Regions from separate parts of the Homo sapiens genome. Here region 1 is linked to region 2. Evidence: chromatin loops called from intact Hi-C (ENCODE). Cell type or tissue: Calu3. All regions are shown on one strand. Each heading gives the region's core, and the rest is flanking DNA. Links, peaks and the distances in the headings are about the cores only.

Evidence for each region. Hi-C counts contacts between places; a loop is a spot of excess contacts. Peaks named below come from ENCODE experiments on the same cell type or tissue, not always from the same donor. Only the 100,000 strongest peaks of a DNase experiment are listed, where the experiment ranks them.
Region 1: a loop joins it to region 2, with 2.8 times the contacts of the local background. A loop is called at or near these places in 2 of 110 quality-filtered maps.

The regions. Positions count from the first base shown.
Region 1 is chr16:5,018,706-5,030,173 of GRCh38, reverse strand. NAGPA (N-acetylglucosamine-1-phosphodiester alpha-N-acetylglucosaminidase) reads left to right here. Exons shown (of 10, transcript NM_016256.4): 5 at 1,166-1,294; 6 at 1,989-2,194; 7 at 2,281-2,328; 8 at 2,795-2,896; 9 at 2,976-3,039; 10 at 4,489-5,330. The coding sequence ends at 4,696. SEC14L5 (SEC14 like lipid binding 5) reads right to left here. Exons shown (of 16, transcript NM_014692.2): 16 at 11,017-11,468. Among named protein-coding and RNA genes, the nearest start is that of NAGPA-AS1, 9.3 kb to the left of the region's middle. RefSeq lists an enhancer at 528-1,727 and a silencer at 4,472-4,766. In Calu3, for the core only: CTCF peaks have their summits at 4,998 and 5,345; DNase peaks (open chromatin) are centred at 4,673 and 5,343.
Region 2 is chr16:4,709,940-4,721,407 of GRCh38, reverse strand. It overlaps ANKS3 (ankyrin repeat and sterile alpha motif domain containing 3), which reads left to right. Exons shown (of 18, transcript NM_133450.4): 7 at 7,222-7,357. Among named protein-coding and RNA genes, the nearest start is that of ANKS3, 19 kb to the left of the region's middle. RefSeq lists enhancers at 2,156-2,757, 2,758-3,360, 6,487-7,126, 7,127-7,768 and a silencer at 2,606-2,900. In Calu3, for the core only: no CTCF peak of the experiment used is centred there; no DNase peak of the experiment used is centred there.

The DNA.
Region 1 (11,468 bases), core at 3,841-6,340, 310 kb before region 2:
ACCTTTCCTGAACCCTAGATAGGATACAAGGAAATGGTCACAAAGTGAGCAGGGAGAAGATCTTGGTTCCAATCCCAGCTTAGCCATCGATGACTTGTCTACCCACCTATGCCGTAGACAAGTCCCTCGGCCTCCCTGAGCCTCATTTCTAGCCCCTGTAAAGAGAGTGTTTTGGTTTGCTCTGGTTGCATAACCAGCACAAATTTAGCAACACTCAGCAGGGAATGTTCTTTTGTTTGTTTGTTTCTTTGAGACAGGGTCTTACTCCGTCGCCCAGGCCAGAGTGCAGTGGTGCAATCTCAGCTCACTGCAACCTCTACCTCTCAGGTTCAGGTGATCCTCCCACCTTAGCCTCCCAGGTAACTGGGATTACGGGCACCCGCCACCACACCCAGCTAATTTTTGTATTTTTAGTAGAGATGGGGTTTCATCATGTTGGCCAGGCTGGTCTCGAACTCCTGACCTCAGGTGATCCATCTACCTCGGCCTTCCAAAGTGCTGGAATTAACAGGCGTGAGTCACCGCACCTGGCTAATTTTTGTATTTTTAGTAGACACAGGGTTTCATCATGTTGGCCAGGCTGGTCAACTTGGAATGTTCTATGTTCAGGGTGTCCCATGGACAAAACCAAGATGCTGGTTAGGCAGGGCTCTTCTCTTATCTGGAAAGAATCCTCTTGTTTAGGTTGTTGGAAGAATCCCCGTCGCCTCCTCAGTTGTGACTGAGGTCTTGGTTTCCCTGCTGGCCGCCATCTGGGGCCTCAGCTCCTTCAAGCTGCCCAGGTTCCTTCCCATGTGTGTCCTCTCCCCCAGTTGTCCGGCCACCCTCTCATCCCCCTCGTATTTCAAATCTCACTTCCTATTCTGTCACCAGCCAGAGAAGGCTCTCTGTGTTGAACACTCCTGTGATTCCAGTGGCTGCACCCAGATCCTCCGGGCCGTTTCCCCTCCCTTAAGGATTCCTATGCCATGTAACAGCACAGGCATGGGTGTGATCTCACGTGTTCACAGCTTCCGGGGGCTAGGATGAGACATGCTTGGGGGCGGGGGCCACTTAGAAATGTGCCTGCACTGTGGGCGTGATGCTCTGCACTGTGGAAGGAAAAGGAGTTAAATGAGAAATGATGGTGGGCGCTGAGCCTGAGCAGCGCCGCTTTGTGCCGCAGCATCAACCTGTGGGAAATGGCGGAGTTCCTGCTGAAACAGGACGTGGTCAACGCCATCAACCTGGATGGGGGTGGCTCTGCCACCTTTGTGCTCAACGGGACCTTGGCCAGTTACCCGTCAGATCACTGGTAAGCACGTGAGAGCCGCCTTCGTGAGGGCTGAAGTCCAGGTCTGCCCCAGCCTGTCTCATTCAGCCAATATTGAGTGCCTGCTATGTGCCAGGCCCCGGGGGTTCAAGAGAGCAGAAATTGCTGCAGTCCCTCCCCCAGGATGCCAGTACTACCCAGGCCTAGGAGCAGGGTCAGTTGGTCAGCAAAGACCTCCCTGAGGATGACAGAATAAGAACTGAGATCTGAAGGAGGTGGTAGCTGGGTGGGGGTGGGAGAGCCTTCCGGGCAGAGGGCACCACATGTGAAAGGCCCAGGGCTGGGAGGGATTGTAGGGAGCGGAGGAACCTATAAAAGACTGGAGAGGGCTGGGCACAGGGGCTCACGCCTGGAATCCCAGTGCTTTGGGAGGCCGAGGTGGGAGGTTCGCTTGGGCCCAGGAGTTTAAGACCAGTGTGGGCAACATAGACCCTGTCTTTATGAAAAAATAAAAAAAAATTAGGCAGGCGTGATGGTGCACACCTTACGGTTACAGCTGCTCAGGAGGCTCGGGTGGAAGGATCGCAATACCTCATCTCAAAAATAGATAGACGCCATCTTGTAGGTAGGTAGGTAGACAGGTGAGAATGGAGAGAGGGGTGGTTGGGGGCAGCCTGGAGGGAGTTGAGGGGCCGTCTGGGGGTGTCCTCTCCTCACACATCACATCCCTCTACAGCCAGGACAACATGTGGCGCTGTCCCCGCCAAGTGTCCACCGTGGTGTGTGTGCACGAACCCCGCTGCCAGCCGCCTGACTGCCACGGCCACGGGACCTGCGTGGACGGGCACTGCCAATGCACCGGGCACTTCTGGCGGGGTCCCGGCTGTGATGAGCTGGACTGTGGCCCCTCTAACTGCAGCCAGCACGGACTGTGCACGGAGAGTGAGTGGGGGTTCTGGGGAGGGGGCTCTGCCCAGCCCTGCCTTGCCCTAGGCCCTCACCTGGCCTCCCCGGTCTTGTCTCGGCAGCCGGCTGCCGCTGTGATGCCGGATGGACCGGGTCCAACTGCAGTGAAGGTAGGAGCTGCCACGCCACTAGCGGATGGGGAGACGGTGGCCCCCGGCAGCCCCCACTGCTCCTCTGCTGCTTCTGTCTCCACCTTCTGGTCTGGGAAATGCTTGCCTCTTGTCTTCTGCCCCGGCCTCACCTGCACATCACTGTGTGACTCCCCTGTGGCTGCTGCGGCCCGTTCCACAAAGGGCTCGGCTAAAACAAGGGTCCCCGGGCTCTGGCTCCAGGGCCCACCTCAAATCCAGCACGGTCTTATCTTGAGATCCTAACTGCAGTGCCTCTGTAGAGATTCTGCTTCCAAATAAGGTCACGTTCAGGGGCTAGTCCAGGGAGGGCAGGGGGTGCTTCACCTTTAGCCCGGCTCTGTACACATGGGCAGGGGCAGGTATCCTGTCCTGTCGAGAAAGGCTCTGACACTGGAGGCCCCAACCTTTCTCCTCCCTCCTCCCTCCTCCCATCTCCTTTCCATAGAGTGTCCCCTTGGCTGGCATGGGCCGGGCTGCCAGAGGCCTTGTAAGTGTGAGCACCATTGTCCCTGTGACCCCAAGACTGGCAACTGCAGCGTCTCCAGAGGTACCTATCCCTCCAAGGGGAGGGGTATGGGCAGACGCTCCTGCTCCGGCCCCTTCAGCCTGTCTCTGGTATGTTACAGTAAAGCAGTGTCTCCAGCCACCTGAAGCCACCCTGAGGGCGGGAGAACTCTCCTTTTTCACCAGGTAGGTGCTTCTGTGGGAGCTGGGGCCAGGGCGGGAGGAATCCCCCTTCTCTCCCGCACCCTTCCCCTGTGAGGTCCATCTCTGCCCTTGTCCCCTGCCAGCTCCCTGCCTTAGAGGAAGCGGGACCAGCTCTCCCCACTGTCTGCTTTGGGGACCCTGGAGCAGAGCCCAGGGCCTTCGAGTGCCCAGCCTCTGTTGTCAGCATCCCCCACTGGAGCTCAGAATGCAAACTGGGCTAGATGAGATCCCAGGGTGGGGGCAGGAGGTTTCCTCATTCTGTCACCCAGGCAGAAGTGCTGTAGTACAGTCAGCTCACTGCGATCCTCCCGCCTCAGCCTCCCAAGTAGCTAGGACGACAGGCACGTGCCCCCATGCCCGGCTAATTTTATTTCTTACTGTTTTTTAGAGATAGGATCTCACTATTTTGCACAGACGAGGTGCACAGTCCTGGGCTCAAGTGATCCTCCCACCTTGGCCTCCCAGCCCCCATGCCCAGCATCCAGCTGTGTTTTATTTGGCTTACATAATTTTTAAAAAGTTAAAATATATCAGCAGCATCTAAAAATCAGTAACATTCACATTTTTTTAAACTTTTTTTTTTGAGACGGGGTCTCACTCTGTTGCCTAGGCTGGAGTGCAGTGGTGCGATCTCAGCTCACCACAACCTCCGCCTCCTGGGTTCAGGCAATTCTCCTGCCTCAGTCTCCTGAGTAGCTGGGATTACAGGTGCCCGGCTAATTTTCATATTTTTAGTAGAGACAGGATTTCGCCATGTTGGCCAGGCTGGTCTTGAACTCCTGACCTCAAGTGATACGCCCGCCTAAGCCTCACAAAGTGCTGGGATTGCAGGCATGAGCACCACGCCCAGCCTTAAAAACCTTTTTAATGGCTTCTCTTAAAATATCAGGCCAGGCGTGGTGGCTCACGCCTGTAATCCTAGCACTTTGGGAGGCCGAGGCAGGTGGATCACTTGAGGTCAGGAGTTCAAGACCAGCCTGGCCAACATGGTGAAACCTGGTCTCTACTGAAAATACGAAAATTAGCCAGGCGTGGTGATTCGAGCCTGTAGTCCCAGCTACTCGGGAGTCCAAGGCAGGGGAATCGTTTGAAGCCAGGAGGCGGAGATTGCAGTGAGCTGAGATCATGCCACTGCACTCCAGCCTGGATGACAGGGCGAGACTCTGTCTCAAAAAAAAAAAAAAAAAATCAGGAGATGGGGCAGCACGGACCTGCATTGTACGTCATGACTGCCTCTGCTGTTCCCTGCACATGTCTTAAATGTTGCCCCATCCCCACCTAGTCCATTTTGCTCATAACATTCCCTGTGTGGTCCCTGGAGGCACCTGATTTAGTGCTATCTATGCCGGGTAGAGGGAAGCCCCTCCAGTGCTACCCAAGCCCTGAGCCCACCCAGCAGTCCCCCACTTGGGGCTTCTCTCCTGTCTGCAGGACCGCCTGGCTAGCCCTCACCCTGGCGCTGGCCTTCCTCCTGCTGATCAGCACTGCAGCAAACCTGTCCTTGCTCCTGTCCAGAGCAGAGAGGAACCGGCGCCTGCATGGGGACTATGCATACCACCCGCTGCAGGAGATGAACGGGGAGCCTCTGGCCGCAGAGAAGGAGCAGCCAGGGGGCGCCCACAACCCCTTCAAGGACTGAAGCCTCAAGCTGCCCGGGGTGGCACGTCGCGAAAGCTTGTTTCCCCACGGTCTGGCTTCTGCAGGGGAAATTTCAAGGCCACTGGCGTGGACCATCTGGGTGTCCTCAGCCCCTGTGGGGCAGCCAAGTTCCTGATAGCACTTGTGCCTCAGCCCCTCACCTGGCCACCTGCCAGGGCACCTGCAACCCTAGCAATACCATGCTCGCTGGAGAGGCTCAGCTGCCTGCTTCTGGCCTGCCTGTGTCTGCTGCCGAGAAGCCCGTGCCCCCGGGAGGGCTGCCGCACTGCCAAAGAGTCTCCCTCCTCCTGGGGAAGGGGCTGCCAACGAACCAGACTCAGTGACCACGTCATGACAGAACAGCACATCCTGGCCAGCACCCCTGGCTGGAGTGGGTTAAAGGGACGAGTCTGCCTTCCTGGCTGTGACACGGGACCCCTTTTCTACAGACCTCATCACTGGATTTGCCAACTAGAATTCGATTTCCTGTCATAGGAAGCTCCTTGGAAGAAGGGATGGGGGGATGAGATCATGTTTACAGACCTGTTTTGTCATCCTGCTGCCAAGAAGTTTTTTAATCACTTGAATAAATTGATATAATAAAAGGAGCCACCAGGTGGTGTGTGGATTCTGAATCATGGACTTAGGTCACTGCTAGGGCTTAGCAGGTGTGGCTTATCCTGAAACAGAAGTCACAACGGCATCCTGGAGCCAAGTCCTGTTCCCTGCTTGTTTAATCCAGTGCTTATCAAACTTTAATATGCCACAGGTCACGAGGAGATCTTGTTAAAATGCAGATTTGGGCCTGGGGTGAGGCCAGCAATTCTGCGTTTCCAACAAGCTCTCTGACGATGCTGATGCTTCAGGTCCCCAGACCACACTTCTTGTCTTTCTTAGAAACAGGGTCTCGCTCTGTTGCCCTGGCTGGAGTGCAATGGCACGATCTCGGCTCACTGCAATTTTGACCTCCTGGGCTCAAGTGATTCTCCCACCTCAGTCTCTCAAGTAGCTGGGACTATAGGCACATGCCACCATGCCCAGCTAATTTTTAAAATTTTTTTTGCAGAGAAGGGGTGTCACTGAGTTGCCCAGGCTGGTCTCAAGCTCCTGGCCTCAAGTCAACCTCCTGCCATGGCCTCCCAAAGTGCTGAGATTACAGGTTCGAGCCACTGCGCCTGGCCCCTGACCATAATTTGAATGACCAGGGCTTAGTTTTTCCTCACAGTATTTTTATAGAATTTAAATTAGTTACCCATGTTTAAAAGTCAAGAGATTTTAAAATAAATAAGGGCGGGGGTGCAGTGGCTCACGCCTGTAATCCCAGCACTTTGGGAGGCTGAGGTGGGCGGATCACCTGAGGTCAGGAGTTCGAGACTAGCCTGGCCAACATGGCAAAACCCCGTCTCTACTAAAAATACAAAACAGGCATGGTGGTGGGAGCCTGTAATCCAGTTACTCAGGAGGCTGAGGCAGGAGAATCGCTTGAACCCGGAAGGTGGAGGTTGCAGTGAACTGAGATCGCACCGCTGCACTCCAGCCTGGGCAACAGAGCAAGACTCCATCTCAAAAAGTCCAGAGATTGACAAAAATTCCAGCTTGCTGGTTTCTCTTTAAAGATCTGGCAGCCCTGGTGGGCGCCTGCACAAGTCACCAGGCCAGCTCAGATTCAGGGAGAAGGGAAACGGGCTCTGCCTCTTAAAAAGGAGCTGCAAAGTCAGGCGCCTTAGAGTCATTCAGGTGTATTCCTAAGAGCAGTTCCCAAGCCTGGCTGCAGATCCTGGAATCTACAGGGATCACTCTCAGTCTGACGCCACGGCCACGATGATGGCCATGATGACCATCCTGAAATGACCCTTGGCCTGAGAACCATGACCTCTGAGGGGACATCTCTGTTGTGCTGGCGGCTAAGTTGGAAAAGTGACAGTCCTGTGCACTGGAATCCAGGCCCAGAGGCAGCAGTACCTGAAGAGGGCCTGTCACAGCAAAGTTAGAGGGGTCCCAGGTCAGGTGACTCAAACATGCCAAGCGGTGTGAGTCCTGTGGCCCCTGGAATTTTTTTTTTTTTTTTTTTTGAGACAGTCTCATTTTGTTCCCCAGGCTGGAGTGCAATGGTGCAACCTCGGCTCACTGCAACCTCTGCCTCCCGGGTTCAAGCGTTTCTCATGCCTCAACCTCCCAAGTAGCTGGGATTTCAGGCATGCACCACCATGCCTGGCTAATTTTTGTATTTTTAGTAGAGGCGGGGTTTCACTATGTTGGCCAGGCTGGTCTCGAACCCTTGGCCTAAAGTGATCCACCCGCCTGGGCCTCCCAAAGTGCTGGGATTACAGGTATGAGCTGCCGCACCCAGCCTGTAATTTCTTTTTAATTTGTCATTGTGTTATTGATTTTCTTTGCCTGCCCGACATCCAGTCTCTCTTCTAGCAACAGCCCTGTCTTAGGCTAGGATTCCCCAGATGCAGAAACTAAGACAAGGAGGTGAGAGCAAGTACTTTATTGGGGAGGCGGCCCCAGGAAGCACTGGTAGAGGACAGGGAGGGAAGGCAGCCTGTGCAGAGTGCAGGAGTGAGCAAGTCTATACTGTAGGCAACAGGGGCTCAATCCTGCTGGGGGCCTCTGGGACAGTTGGTAGAACAGGTCTTGGTTGCACCACACAAGGGCGAGGAAGCTGGGGTATTTATCAGCCAACACCCATTCATCATTGGTTGAGGGCCGCTCCTGGGGGTTGACTCCCTGGCAGTGCCAGTCTGCCCTACCCAGAGACCGAATGTGCCCTGGCAACCACAGGGAGCTGTGGGAAAGTTGCAACATCTTGTGACCTGAAGCCTTCCATGGTAATGAGAGTGCCCGGGGAGGTGGCCACTTCTGCCTCCTGCTCCACGTCCTATCTAAGGTCTGCCGTCCAAAATCTAAATGCCTGAGCCCCAAAATGTGCCTCTCCTGTAACAGTACAAGTGTCACACGTTTTGGGTTGCCGGAGACCCCAAAACCCAGGAGCCCTGGCTGTGAGCCTCTAGCGTGTTGCTATCAGGGTAGTACCTCTCCCCCATTCTCCATCCAGGTGGTTTGGGTGGCACTGTCTTCTCACCCCAAGTTGCAGGTGGGCCTGAGAGATTGGTCCAGAGTTAGGCACCTGCCCCGGGTCAGCCCGTCAGAGCCCATCGTGGAACTTCTGCTGCAGCTGGAAGAAGAAACTCTCTCTGCTGGGACTGTCTAACTTCCAAGGTTAGACACAAGGAGGGCCACAAGGTGGGCCAAGGTGGGCCACAAGGAGGAGGAACGGAAACCAACTCTTCTCCAGTGTGGAGAAGACCTGATCAGAACCAAGAGATGGAGCGGGTGAGCCAGTGTGGAAAACGACTAGACTGAGGGTGTTGGGGTGGGGGTGGGGGGACATGATTTGAATGCCTGGATCCAGCTATACCTGAAGCCAGCCAGATCATTCTTGGACTTCCGAATTACATGAACCCATAAATTCCCATTTTTTGCTTGAGGCAATTTGTATTGGGTTTTGGGGTCTCCGGCAACCCAAACGTGTGACACTTGTATTGTTACAGGAGAGGCACATTTTGGGACTCAGGCATTTAGATTTTGGACGGCAGACCTTAGATAGGACATGGAGCAGGAGGCAGAAGTGTCTGAGATTCCAGTACCAACCTATGGTGCTGGTGGGGACACAAATATACAAGAGCTAAAGTCATCAAACTGCAGGCAAGCCGGCTGGGGATTCATGTGCTCCGATCCCAGCAGCATAAGGGTCCCCTCCCCCACCCACAGTAGTGACTCAAGACCCCCAGGCACAGGCACGGTGGTCTTGGACTGCACACTGAAGTCTCTGCAGCTCAACTGGGAACCCTGAGAGTTCCACATGCTGGGCCATCGCCATGGTGACACGTCTCAGCTTCTGGGGTGCTCTGCACAGAACTTTAGTATTCGGAAAGACCCCAGAAAGGTTCCCATCCTGGCGTCAATGGGTGGGCTTTCAAGGACTCTTTGGGGCCCCAAAACAAATGAAATTCGTGTGTGTGTCCTGAGTTCTCATGGGATTCTCCAAGCAGTCTGTGTCCGGAAAAAAAAAAAAATCCTGGCTTAGAGGTTTCAAATTGTGCTTTTTGCCAGCTTGGGCAACATGGCCCCGCCGCTACAAAAAAATACAAGAATTAGGCATGGTGGCGCACACCTGTGGTTCCAGCTACTTGGGGCTGAGGTGGGAGGGTCGCTTGAGCCCGGCAGGTTGAGGCTACAGTGAACCATGATCATGCCACCGCACTCCAGCCTGGGTGACAGAGTGAGACCCTGTCTCAAAAAAAAATGTGACTTTTGGGGATCCGCATTCCTCCAAAATGCCTTGTTGGGGGCTGGGCACTAAGGGAGGCAGGGAAGTGAGAGGGAGAAGTTGGTAGCCACAGCCTCTGACATCCCTGGAGGCCCTGGGCTCCCTTCCTCCCAGGCCCTACCCCAGCTCCCACTGCAGCTGCTTGCGTCCAACCTGGCTCCGCAGAGGTCCCAGGGGTCTGTGCCCCAAGAACTGATCCCAGAGGCAGCCTCTGGGCCACAGGGAGCCCTGGGCATGTTTTGCTCGCTCTGGGTCCAGGCCCCAGGAGGCCTCCAAGGAAAGCGCTGTGGCTGAGACAGGCATCAGCAGGGCCCCACAGCTCAGGCCTGATCCCAGCTCCCGCCCACCCTCCGGAGCTCCATCTTCCCCCACAGGGCTGTTCTTTCTCGATACCCGCCGCACCCACGAGTCAGCTGGCTGTTCCTTTGAAACCCGCCACCCACAGTTCCAGAGAAATCCACGGAAGAGTCACCGCCCATGAACACACGCAAGTGCAAGCCGCCTCCTCTCCCCTGACGAGCTGTGCTGGGCAGGGCTGGGGAGCAGAAGCTGGGTGGACAGATGGCCCTCGTGCCATCACACAAAACACCACACCTGCTCTGCTCTCACAAATGACAACCCCAGCCACCAGCTCCAAAACGACGAAGGCTTTTCAGAGTCCCAGGATCTGTGTGGCAGCCAGCTCCACTCTCCGTGCCCCAAGAGAGCTCACGGGAAGGACAGGTGGCACCCTGGACAGGGTTCATCACAACCTTCTGACGTCAGGACTGTGGCTGTTTTGGGATGCAGCTCTCCAGGACACCAGGTCTGGCACTTTGGTAAAACCCCAGGGGGAGGGCAGGGCAGCCCAGGAGAGATGGGCACCAGGGATTTTCATATCTGTTTAATGCAGATATAACTGTGTATCTGGTTAGCTATTGTATGCATACATAATAAGTTGAGTAGCATGCCCCAAAATTCATGTCCATCCGGAACCTTAAAATGTGACCTCGCTTGGAAGTAAGATCTTTGCAGGTGGAATTAGTTAAGGATCTCAAGACGTTATACTGGACTTAGGATGGGTCCTAAATCCAATGACTGGCATCCCTACAAGAAGAGGAGACACAGAGAGAGAGGAAGGCCATATGATGATGGAGGCAGAGACTGGAGTGATGCAACCACAAGCCACGAGGTGCCACTAGACACTGGAAGAGGCAAGGAAGGGTCCTCCCCTACAGCCTTCAGAAGGAGCAGGGCCCTACCTCCATGGTGATTCCGGACTTCCAGCCTCCAGAACATTCCTGTTGTTGTTGTTGCTGTTGTTGTTGTTTTGAGACGGAGTCTCACTCTGTCACCCAGGCTGGAGTGCAGTGACATAATCTTGGCTCACTGCAAGCTCCGCCTCCCGGGTTCACGGCATTCTCCTGCCTCAGCCTCCCGAGTAGCTAGGACTACAGGCGCCCGCCACCATGCCCGGCTAATTTTTTGTATTTTTTAGTAGAGACGGGGTTTCACCATGTTAGCCAGATGGTCTCAATCTCCTGACCTTGTGATCCACCCGCCTCGGCCTCCCAAAGTGCTGGGATTACAGGCGTGAGCCACTGCGCCTGGCCTATTTCTGCTTTATATATAAAAATTGTGATCCTCCCTCACACGGCCCAATAACCAATCTTGAGAACCTTAACTAATTACACCTGCAAAAACCTTATTTCCAAATGAGGTCACATTCTAAGGTTCTAGGTGGACATGAATTTGGGGACATGCTATCCAATCCATTACATATGTATACAATATATATGATACACAATTATACCTGCATTAAACAGATATGCAGCCCCTTGGGGGTGATATCACTCCGGTTGCAAATGCTCTAAAGCAAGGGTGTCCAATCTTTTGGCTTCCCTGGACCACATTGGAACAAGAAGAATTGTCTTGGGCCACACATAAAATACACTAATGATAGCTGATGAGCTGAAAAAACAAAGAAAACACACACACAAAAAACCTCAGTATTTTAAGAAAGTTTACGAACTCGTGTTGGAGCACATTCAAAGCAGTCCGGGGCCGCGTGCAGCCTGCAGGCCACAGGCTGAACAAGCTAGCTCTAAAGTCTTTTAAACAACAGCTGGAAAGTTCTTGAACGAGCCCACGGGAAACCTCCAGGGTTTTAGGAAGCTGACGATGCAAGTTTATCCAAATGGAAAACATTTAATGCTGCTGGTTGGAGCAAGTGATCAGGCAAACAAAAAAACCCATCGTGTTTCACTGGCTCAAAGAGACTTTGTTGAAAACAATTATACTATTCTCATTGGACAATAAATTTTACAGCAGGGAGGGGGAATTCCAGAGAGTGCAGGGTAGAAAAAAAGAGTCTCAAACTCTCCATACTTCAACCTCTGGGAAAAAACATTTTCTAACTGCCAAGGGAAATACCACTCAGAATACACTCCCTCAGATG
Region 2 (11,468 bases), core at 4,999-7,498:
TGAACTCCTGAGCTCAGGCAGTTCGCCTGCCTCGGTCTCCCAAAGTGCTGGGATTACAGGCACGAGCCAACGCACCCAGCCCCTCTCTTTTTTTTTTTTTTTTGAGATGGCGTCTTGCTCTGTTGCCCAGGCTAGAGTGCAGTGGCACGATCTCGGCTCACTGCAACCTCAGACTTCCGGGTTCACACCATTCTCCTGCCTCAGCCTCCCGAGTAGCTGGGACCACAGGCGCCCGCCACCATGCCCAGCTAATTTTTCATATTTTTAGTAGAGACGGGGTTTCACCGCGTTAGCCAGGATGGTCTCGATCTCCTGACCTCGTGATCCGCCCACCTTGGCCTCCCAAAGTGCTGGGATTACAGGCGTGAGCCACCGTGCCTGGCCTCTCTTTTTTTTTTTTTTTTTTATGGTGGCATGGTATTCCCTGTAGGGATGAATCAGAGTTTTTTTGTTTGTTTGTTTGTTTGTTTTGAGATGGAGTCTCGCTCTGTAGCCCTGGCTGGAGTGCAGTGGCGCAATCTCGGCTCATTGCAACCTCTGCCTCCCAGGTTCAAGCGATTCTCCTGCCTCAGCCTCCTGAGTAGCTGGGATTACAGGCGTGTGCCACCACGCCCAGCTAATTTTGTATTTTTAGTAGACAGGGTTTCGGCATGTTGGTCAGGATGGTCTTGAACTCCTGACCTCAAGTGATCTACCACTTTGGCCTCCCAAAGTGCTGAGATTACAGGCATGAGCCACTGCGCCTGGCCTACCGTTGACATTTCTTACACGTCTTTTTAAGCACATATGGGAATTTCTTCAGGAGCTTAGGATGTGTTCTTCAAAGTAGAGTCTTTGTTGTGTGAGGTGGGTTCAGTCGGTAGTGGGTAGTGTAAACTTGCTTTGTTCCATAGTGGTCCTGGTTCACACCCCTCCCCTTAGGGTGTTAGACTTCTTTTTTTTTTTTGAGATGGAGTCTCTCTCTGTCACCCAGGCTGGAGTGCAGTGGCGCGATCTCGGCTCACTGCAACCTCTGCCTCCCAGGTTCAAGCGATTTTCCTGCCTCAGCCTCCCGAGTAGCTGGGACTGTAGGCACTCGCCACCATGCCCAGCTAATTTTTGTATTTTTAGTAGAGACAGGGTTTCACCATGTTGGCCAGGATGGTCTCAATCTCTTGACCTTGTGACCCGCCCGCCTTGGTCTTCCAAAGTGCTGGGATTACAGGCGTGAGCCACCGTGCCTGGCCTTTTTTTTTTTTTTTTTTTTGGGGTGGGGTCTTGCTCTGTCCCCAAGGCTGGAGTACAGTGGTGTGATCTCAGCTCAGTGCAACTTCTGACTCCCAGGCTCAAGCAATTCGCCTGGCTCAGCCTCCCGAGTAGCTGGGATTCCAGGTGTGTGCCACCATATCCAGCTAATTTTTGTATTTTTAGTGGAGACAGGGTTTCACCATGTTGGCCAGGCTGGTCTCGAACTCCTGACCTCATGATCTGTCTGCCTCAGCCTCCCAAAGTGCTGGGATTACAGGCGTGAGCCACTGTGCCTGGCCAGGATGTTAGACTTTTTGGCTCCCTGGCCATTTGGGTTTCTTTTTCTGCAAATAATTATTTTTGTATTTTTTATTTATTTTTTTTATATAGGGTCTTGCTTTGTCACCACACTAGAGTGCAGTGGCCTGATCATGGGTCATTGTAGTCTCAACCTCCTGGGCTGAAGTAATCCTTCTGCCTCAGCCTCCTCAGTAGCTGGGACTACAGGCACGCACTACCACGCCTGGCTGTTTTTTTTTTGTAGAGACAAAAATCTCACTATGTTGCCCAGGCTGGTCTTGAACTCCTGGCCTCAAGCAATCTTCCCACCTTGGCCTCCCAAAGTGCTGGAGTTACAGACCTGAGCCACCATGCCCGGCCAGATAATTCTTTGACAGATAATCCTGCTGACATGAACTAGACTTCCTTAAGACACATCATAGAATCAATAGCCCAGAACCATAAAGAGCCTCTACTTGTAAGTTTAGAGTCATTTTAAGTAAGGTAGAACTGGAGATCATAAGAGATATGTACTCTTATAATTTTTGATTGTATGTTTGTTTCTTTTTGAGACAGAGTCTCACTCTGTTTGCCCATGCTGGAGCACAGTGGCGCGATCATAGTTTGTTGCAGCCTCAACCTCCCAGGTTCAAGGGATCCTTGCAACTCAGCCTCCTGAGTAGCTGAGACCACAAGCGCATGCTATCACACTAGCTGATTTGATTTTTTTGTAGAGTTGGGGTCTCACTAAGTTGCTTAGGCTGGTCTCAAACTCCTGGCTGCAAGTGGTCCTCCCACCTTGGCCTCCCAAAGCGCTGGGATTACAGGCAGGAACCACGGTGCTTGGCCAACAATTTGCATGCCTTTACCACATTCCCCAAATGTTAACATTTCACCTCATTTTCTTATCAGTCTCTTTATGTATAACATGCATATGTTTTCTGAATCATTTAAATGTAAATTGTGACATAATGCCCCTTTTCCCCTAAATATGTATTTCCTGAGAGTAAGAATTTCATTATGTATTTCCTAAAAGCAAAAATGTTCTCTTTCCCAGTCACACAAAATTATCAGACTCAGGAACTCAACACTGAGTTCTTCCTCCAGCACTTGACAAGAATCAAAGTGTTGGTTAGTGACTGCTTTGGGGGATGGGGCAGGACTGGCAGCAGGTGGCCCGATGGCCTGGGTGGTTTGCCTGCCAGCGATGCTGGTGGGCAAGCCCTGCCTGGAAGCTCCTCTCTCCCACGTTTTTCCTGCCGCCCAGTAGTTAGACCACCTGGAGCCAGAGGAGGGGGCCCACCCGGTTTCCCAGCCTGTCCCTCCAGAGCTGGGCTCCATTTCTGGAGGTAGAGAATGGGGCAAGTCTGGGCATCTTGTGCTCTTTGCTAGGGGAGGAAAGGGCTGTGGCTGCTTTCCTTGTCCCCCATTTCCCTTCTGCCAGTGGGGCCAAGCCCCAGCAGCTCAGTCAGGAGAAGAGGATATGGATCTGTCTGGGCCTCTCTCTTTAAGAGAAAGTTGATTCGTGCCTTCCGGATAGTCTTGTTCCAGGGTTTCTAAACTTTCTGATCCCACCTTCATGTTAAAATGAGTTTTGATCATGTGTCTCTTTAGTAATATGGACATTATAAAATAGGAAAAAAAAGTCTCTTAAAGCCTAAGTAGTTAAAAATTTATTTTCACATCAGGCATAGTGGCTCATGCCAGTAATCCCAGCACTTTTAGAGGCCAAAGTGGGAAGATCGCTTGAGGCTGGAGTTGGAGACCAGTCTGGGCAATACAGTGAGACCTTGTCTCTAAATTAAAAAAAAAAAAAAAAAAAAAATTGGCCAGGCATGGTGGCTCATGCCTGTAATCCCAGCACTTTGGGATGCCAAGGCAGGTGGATCACCTGAGGTCAGGAGTTCAAGACCAGCCTGGCCAACATGGTGAAACCCCATTAGCGGGGCGTGGTGGCGTGCCCCTGTAGTCCCAGCTACTTGGGAGGCTGAGGCGGGAGAATCACTTGAACCCGGAAGGCAGAGGTTGCAGTGAGCCGAGATTGCGCCATTGCACTCCAGCCTGGGTGACAGAGTGAGACTCCGTCTCAAAAAAAAAAAGCCAGTTGTGGTGTGTGTTTGTAATCCCAGGGAGGCTGAGAAGGGAGGATCACTTGAGCTGGGGAGGTCAGGGTTGCAATGAGCCAGTGTAATCCAGCGTGGGCCACAGAGTGAGATTCTGCCTCAAAAACAAAACCAAAAATATATAACGAGTTAAAATCCTACAGTAAAGAGGCTACTGTTTTATTCTGGTTAAACCTTAGGGTTCCTTCTATCAAACTTAAACTAGAATTTTTTTTTTTTCTTGAGATGGAGTCGCCCTCTGTCGCCCAGGCTGGAGTGCAGCAGCTTACTGCAATCTCTGCCTCCCGTGTTGAAGCGATTCTCCTGCCTCAGCCTCCCGAGTAGCTGGGATTACAGGTGTGTGCCACCACTCCCAGCTAACTTTTGTGTTTTTAGTAGATACAGGCTGGTCTCAAACTCCTGACCAGGCTGGTTGTTGGCCAGGCTGGTCTCAAACTCCTGACCTCAAGTGATCCGCCCACCTCAGCCTCCAAAAGTGCTGGGATTACAGGTGTGAGCCTCTGTGCCCAGCCAAGAAATTATTTTTTATTTTTGAGATAGAGTCTTGCTTCGTCTGTTGCCCAGGCTGGTGTGCAGTGGCGTGATCTTGGCTCATTGCAACTTCCACCTCCTGGACTCAGGCAATTCTCCTTCCTCAGCTTCCTGAGTAGCTGGGAGTACAGACGTGTGCCACCACGCCCGGCTAATTTTTGTATTTTTAGTAGAGATGGGGTTTTACCACGTTTTCCCACATTGGCCAGGCTGGTCTTGAACTCCTGACCTCAGGTGATCCACCCGTCTCGGCCTACCAAAGTGCTGGGATTACAGGCTTGAGCCACCGTGCCCAGCTTATAAATTATTGTTATTATTTATTATTATTTTTTTGAGATGGAATCTCAGTCTGTCGTCGAGGCTGTAGTGCAGTGGCGCGATCTCAGCTCACTGCAACCTCCGCCTCCTGGATTCAAGGATTTCTCCTCCCTCAGCCTCCTGAGTAGCTGGGATACAGGCACGCACCACCACACCTGGCTAATTTTTGTATTTTTTAGTAGAGACGGGGTTTCACCACATTGCCCAGGCTGGTCTCGAACTCATGACCTATGATCCACCCACCTTGGTCCCCCAAAGTGCTGGGATTACAGGCGTGAGCCACTGTGCCCGGCCTATAAATTATTTTTTAAGGCACAAAGTCTCATAGGTAATTTTTAATCAGAGTCAAAAGTAGGATGGGGGGCACTCTAGAAAGTAAAACTCCTTATACTTTGTGAAAACACAGTTTTTTGTCCTGTATCCCTGCCCAGAGACCACCTCTGCCTCCCCCACCAACTACATATGGGGGTCAAGGTTGAGGCCCCCTGGTCTAACGGGAGAGACAGTTGCCGTATGGGTGGTAGCAAAACTCCTTAAGGGTTGTGATTTTTTTTTTTTTTTTTTTTTTTGAGTTGGAGTCTCCGTGTGTCGCCCAGGCTGGAGTCCAGTGGTGCGATCTTGGCTCACTGCAACCTCCACCTCCTGGGTTCAAGCGATTCTCCTGCCTCAGCCCCCCGGAGTAGCTGGGACTGCAGGTGCCCACCACCACGCCCGGCTAATTTCTTTTTGTATTTGTAGTAGAGATGAGGATTCACCCTGTTGGCCAGGCTGGTATGGAACTCCTGACCTTGTGCTCCGTCCACCTCGGCCTCCCAAAGTGCTGGGATTACAGGCATGAGCCACGGCGCCTGGCTGTGCCTTTTTTCTCTTAATGATGTTTTGTGCACCCTAGTCCGTGTCACCGCAGGTACTCCCACCCACCACGTAAATGGGCGGGAGGCGCTCTGTTTTCTGGATATGCTCTCACGTAGCTCATTAATCTCTTATTTTAAGTTCCTTCTGATTCTCACTATGCTGAATGCCACAGTGAAAATTCTAAATTGTAGTGTATGTCCTGCATTATTTCCTTAGGCGCCGCTGCACTTCAGCCTGGGTAACAGAGCAAGATCCTATTAAAAAAAAAAAAGCAAACATGCTTATGGTAGTACATTTTAAAAACATAGAAGATTGGAAAATTGGAAAAATCCCCATCAAAAATAGTAAATAACTTAAAAATAGCAACATTTTGGGTATGTTACCTTCCAATATTGTTTTCTGTGTAATTTTTTTGGTCTCATTTTGCCGGAGTTGTAATGTATATGTAGTTTTGTATCATGATCCTTTTTTATTTTTTTGAGACAAGGTCTCGCTCTATTGCCCAGGCTGGAGTACAGTGGTGCGATCTCAGCTCGCTGCAGCGTCAAGCTCTGGGACTTAAGTGATCCTCCTGCCTCAGCCTCCTGAGTAGCTGGGACTACAGGCATGTGCCGCCACACCCTGCTAATTTTTTATTAAAGATGCTCCCCCTTTCCGGGGTCCCGCCTCCTCCTCTGAGCTTTGGCTCTGGCTTCCCTGCCTCCCCCAGCTGCCTGGTCTGACAGGAGAGAAGGACAGTTACAGTGTACAGTGACACCAAAAACATGCTGTATTGATTATAGTTTATTTTTTTTTCTTGTAGAGGTGGGTTCATGCTGTGTTGCCCAGGTTGTTGTCCAACTCCTGAGCCGAGCGATCCACCTGCCTTGGCCTGTCAAATGCTGGGATTACAGGCATGAGCCACCTCACTTGGCCATGATCCTTTTTCAACTTGATCATACAGCTGTTTGTAAATATCACCATCTATGGCAATAACAGAACTGACTGCTTATCCCCCTGAGCATTCAAGTTTTCTCTAGGTAGGTTTTCATTATTGTGAATATGCTGTGCCAAACATCCTTTTTTTTTTTTTTTTTTTTTTTTTGAGACAGAGTCTCACTCTGTCTTCAGGCTGGAGTGCAGTGGCATGATCTCAGCTCACTGCAGCCTCCGCTTCCCGGGTTCAAGCAATTCTCCTGCCTCAGCCTCCCGAGTAGCTGAGACTATAGGCGTTCACCACCACGCCCGGCTAATTTTTGTATTTTTAGTAGAGACGGGGTTTCACCATGTTGGCCAGGATGGTCTCAATCTCCTGACCTCGTGATCTGCCCACCTCGGCCTCCCAAAGTGCTGGGATTACAGGCATGAGCCACCGCACCCGGCCTGTGCCAAACATCTTTGTGCACTAAAGCCTTTTCTGTATTTAGGGTTATTTCCTTAGGGTCATGGAAGTGGAATTGTTGCGCTGCAAGACCTGTAAATACATTATAGAGCTTTGGATCAAAGTTACGAATTCTGCTTCAGAGGATGGTGCTTTCATTCTGACTGGTTTAAAAGGCTGCTTTCTTTGAAGACAAGCGAAGTGAGTGGGACACAGCCCAGGCGCAGAAGGTGAAGGCTGGGATCTCCGCATGGTGGCTGCCAGCCCCCTGCAAGGGAGGTCATGAGCGTGGGAGATGACTCCCCAGCCCCCAGCCCTCCTCATCCTTGTCCCTAAGAAGAGAGTGAGAGCAAAACTTGTGGCTGCGGTGCAGACAAGCCTGCCTCTTTCTCATGCAGATGTGATGTTTCCCACACAGGGAGGCAGTCAGAAACCAGCATATGCCCTTCTGTCTTCCCAGCCAGCAGCCCAGGAAGGGCAGGTGCTTTGAAGGAGAGGCCCCTAACCCCCTTTCACGGACATTCACAGGGAGTCAAGGTGGACGCGAGAGACCACAGTGGAGCCACAGCCCGGATGCTGGCCAAGCAGTACGGACACATGAAGATCGTGGCCTTGATGGACACTTACTCGCCCTCTCTGCCCAAGAGCCTCTATCGGAGCCCAGGTACCCACACCTGCCAGCCGCGCCCTGCTGGGGTCTCTGGTTGCCTTGAGCTTTAGGTGACCTGGCAGAGAAAGATGTCCCCCGCTTCCCCGGCTCCCACCTTCTCTGAGATTTGGCTCTGCCTCCCCCAGCTGCTTACATGTCAAGGTTGAGGCCCCTGCTCTAACAGGAGATAAGGATGGTTACGATGGAGAGTGGTACAAAACCAGGCTGTTGTGAATGTAGAGGCTTTCTGTAGTATGCTTGACTACCGAGTAGGGGCAGGCCCCTCTTAGTTTTCTGTTTTCACTGTTTCCTGAGCTATGGCTTGTTCATTCTTCTATATGAACTTGAATATCAACTTGTCTAGCTCCTTAAAAACAGTATTGATATTTTTACTGAGATTGTGACAATGTATAAATTAACTATATCTTTGTGTTGTTGTCTTATCCAAGAACAAGGGATGACTTCTTGTTCCAATGTACTTTTGGGTCTTGCAGGAGGGTTTTAAATTTTTCTTCATCTACATTTTGCATGTGACTTAAGTTTATTCCTAAGTGTTTGATCATCTTTGTCGCTATTGTAAATGGGGTTTTCCCTATCATTATATCCTTTTTTTCCCCCCAACTCTCAGGGTATTAATTATTCAGTGCTATTTATTTTTTATTTCAGTAGGTTTTTGGAGAACAGGTGGTGGTTGGATACGTGAATAAGTCCTTTAGTGGTGTCATTATATCGTTTCACTGCATATTGTCAGTGCATTTGAAGGCAGTGGATTTCTGCAAACTTTTGTTTTTTTTTTGATACGGGAGTTTCGCTCTTGTTGCTCAGGCTGGAGTGCAATGAAGCGATCTTGCCTCACCGCAACCTCTTCCTCCCAGGTTCAAGCAATTTTGCCTCAGCCTCCCAGGTAGCTGGGATTACAGGCGTGCACCACCATGCCCGGCTAATTTTTTGTATTTTCAGTAGAGATGGGGTTTCTCCATGTTGGTCAGGCTGGTCTAGAACTCGCAACCTCAGGTGATCCACCCATCTCAGCCTCCCAAAGTGCTGGGATTACAGGTGTGAGCCACTGCACTCAGCCCTGCAAACTAATTTTATATTCTGCTACCTTACAGAATTCTTACATTGTTCAGGTTAGTTTTGTTATTGATTCTTTAGGGCTTTACAGGTGTACTAACATATAATCTTTAAGTATCGATGGATACACTGCTTCCTGCTGATTCTCATGACTCTGACTTTGTTGAATTGCACCGTTCTTTTGTTTAGTTGCTAACACCTCTAGCTCATTGTTCAACATAGTGGAGATAGTGAGCCTCCTTACCTTGGTCCTGATCTTAGTGGAAATGCCACGTTACATGAGAGGCTGACTGTAAAAGGGAAGGCATATGTTATTTTAGCTTATTAACAAAGTATTCCTCAGTTCTTCTATTCCTGAGTGGTGTTTTACAGGAGTAACTATTGAATTGTGTTCCCATATCTTTGGAGACGATGGTGAATTTTCATATGGTAGATTGTCTTCATGAACCTCCTAATAATGAATCAACCTTACATTCTTGGCATAAATCCCACATGTTGTACTATTTTAATGTGTTTTTGAATTCTGTTTATTAATATTTAGTATTTTTCTATGGATATTCAGTCATAAGTGATACTGGTCTATAGTTTTCTTTCTTCTTTTTTTTTGTTTTTGAAATGGAGTCTTGCTCTGTTGCCCAGGCTGGACTGGAGTGGCGAGATCTCAGCTCACTGCAACCTCCGCAACCTCCGCCTCCTGAGTTCAAGCAATTCTTCTGCCTCAGCCTCCCGAGTAGCTGGGATCACAGGCGTGCACCACTACACCCAGCTAATTTTTGTATTTTTAGTAGAGACGGGGTTTCACCATGTTGGCCAGGCTGGTCTCGAACTCCTGATCTCCAGTGATCCGCCTGCCTCAGCCTCCCAAAGTGCTGGGATTACAGGCGTGAGCCACCGCTCCCGGCGTGGTCTATACTTTTCTATTTTTGTTCTGTCTATCAGGTATGGGTATCAGTGTTTACTTCATAAAAATAATTTGGAAGTTTTCCTTCCTTTTTTGTGTTCTAGGACAATACACGTAGCATTAGTGCTACCTGGTCTTAGAAGTTTTGATAGAATCCTCCCATGAAACCATCTGGTCTCTTTCTGTGAGGTGGTTCCTCGATAACAGTTTTTCTATTTCTTCTATAGAGATTGGCCTCCTCATACTTTCTTTTCTTATGGGGTCAGTTTTGGTAAATTATATTTTCCTGAGAGATCACTTCATCTAGGATTTCAGACTTATCTGCAGAGGTCTACAAGATAATATTTTCTCCCTTTTTTTTTTTTTTTTTTTGAGACAGAGTTTCACTCTTGTTCCCCAGGCTGGAGTGCAGTGGCTCGATCTTGACTCACCGCAACCTCTGCCTCCCGGGTTCAAGTGATTCTCCTGCCTCAGCGTCCCAAGTAGATGGGATTACAGGCATGCGCTACCATGCCTGGATAATTTTATGTTTTTAGTAGAGACAGGGTTTCTCCATGTTGGCCGGGCTGGTCTCAAACTCCCGACCTCAGGTGGTCTGCCCACCTGGGCCTCCCAAAGTACTGGGATTATAGGTGTGAGCCACCGCACCCGGCCAATTTTTTTCTCCTTTTAAAATATTCTGTTTCAGGGCCAGGCGCGGTGGCTTATGCCTATAATCTCAGCACTTTGGAAGGCCGAGTTGGGCGGATCACCTGAGGTCGGGAGTTCGAGACCAGCCTGATCAGTATGGAGAAACCCCATCTCTACTAAAAATATAAAATTAGCTGGGCGTAGTGGTGCATGCCTGTAATCCCAGCTACTCGGGAGGCTGAGGTGGGAGAATCCCTTGAACCCGGGAGGCAGAGGTTGAGGTGAGCCGAGATCGTGCCATTGCAGTCCAGCCTAGGCAACAAGAGCGAAACTCTGTCTCAAAAAAAAAAAAAAAAAAAAAATTCTGTTTCAGGCTGGGTGCAGTGGCTCATGCCTGTAATCTCAGCACTTTGGGAGGCTGAGGCGTGTGGATCACTTGAGGTCAGGAGTTCAAGACCAGCCTGGCCAACATGGTGAAACCCCGTCTCCACTAAAAATACAAAAATAAGCCAATGTGGTGGTGTGCGCCAGCTACTCTGGAGGCTGAGGCAGGAGAATCACTTGAACCCGGGAGGGGGAGATTGCAGTAAGCCAAAATCACGCCACTGCACTCCAGCTTGGCGACAGAGCGAGACTCCATCTCAAAGAAAAGTAAATAGATAAAATAAAACAAAATAAAATACTCTGTTTCAGTGGTTATTTTCTCCTGTTATTATCTTTTTTTGGCATGGAAAATATTGATTTATTTTTTGTGACAGGGTCTTGCTTTGTCACCCAGGCTGGAGTCCAGTGACCCAATCTCGACTCAATGCAACCTCCGCCTCCCAGGCTCAAAACGATCCTTCTACCTCAGCTCTACGAGTAGCTAGGACTGTAGGTGCACCCTACCACGCCCAGCTTACGTTTGTATTTTTTGTAGAGAGGTGGTTTTGCCATGTTGACCAGGCTGGTCTCAAGAGTCCTGAGCTCAAGCAATCCACCCGCCTCAGCCTCCCAAAGTGCTGGGACTACAGGCATGAGCTACTGCACCTGACCTGGAAAATATTTATCTCATTTTTAATTGACACAAAATAACTACATATTTATGGGGTACAGTGTGTGATGTTTTGATACATGTATACACTGTGTAATGATCAAATTAAGGTGATTAGCTTATCCATCACCTCAAACATTTATCATTTCGAGGTGAGAACATTTAAAATCATGTCTTCTAGTAGCTATTTTGAGGTATAAGCTGTTGTTCCGTATAGTCACTCTACTGTGAACACCAGAACTTCTTTCTTCGATCTGTAATTTTACACCTATTGACCAATCTCTCCCACTACCTCCCCACCCCCAACCTCTGATAATCACTATTCTACTCTACATGTTTGACATGAGCTTTTAAAAATCCTGTAAATGGGTGACATCATGTAGTCATGTAGTCTTTTTTGTTGTTTGTTTGGTTTTTGAGACAGGTTCTCGCTTTGTCACCCAGGCTGGAGTGTGGTGGCATAATCTTGGCTCACTGCAGCCTCCAAT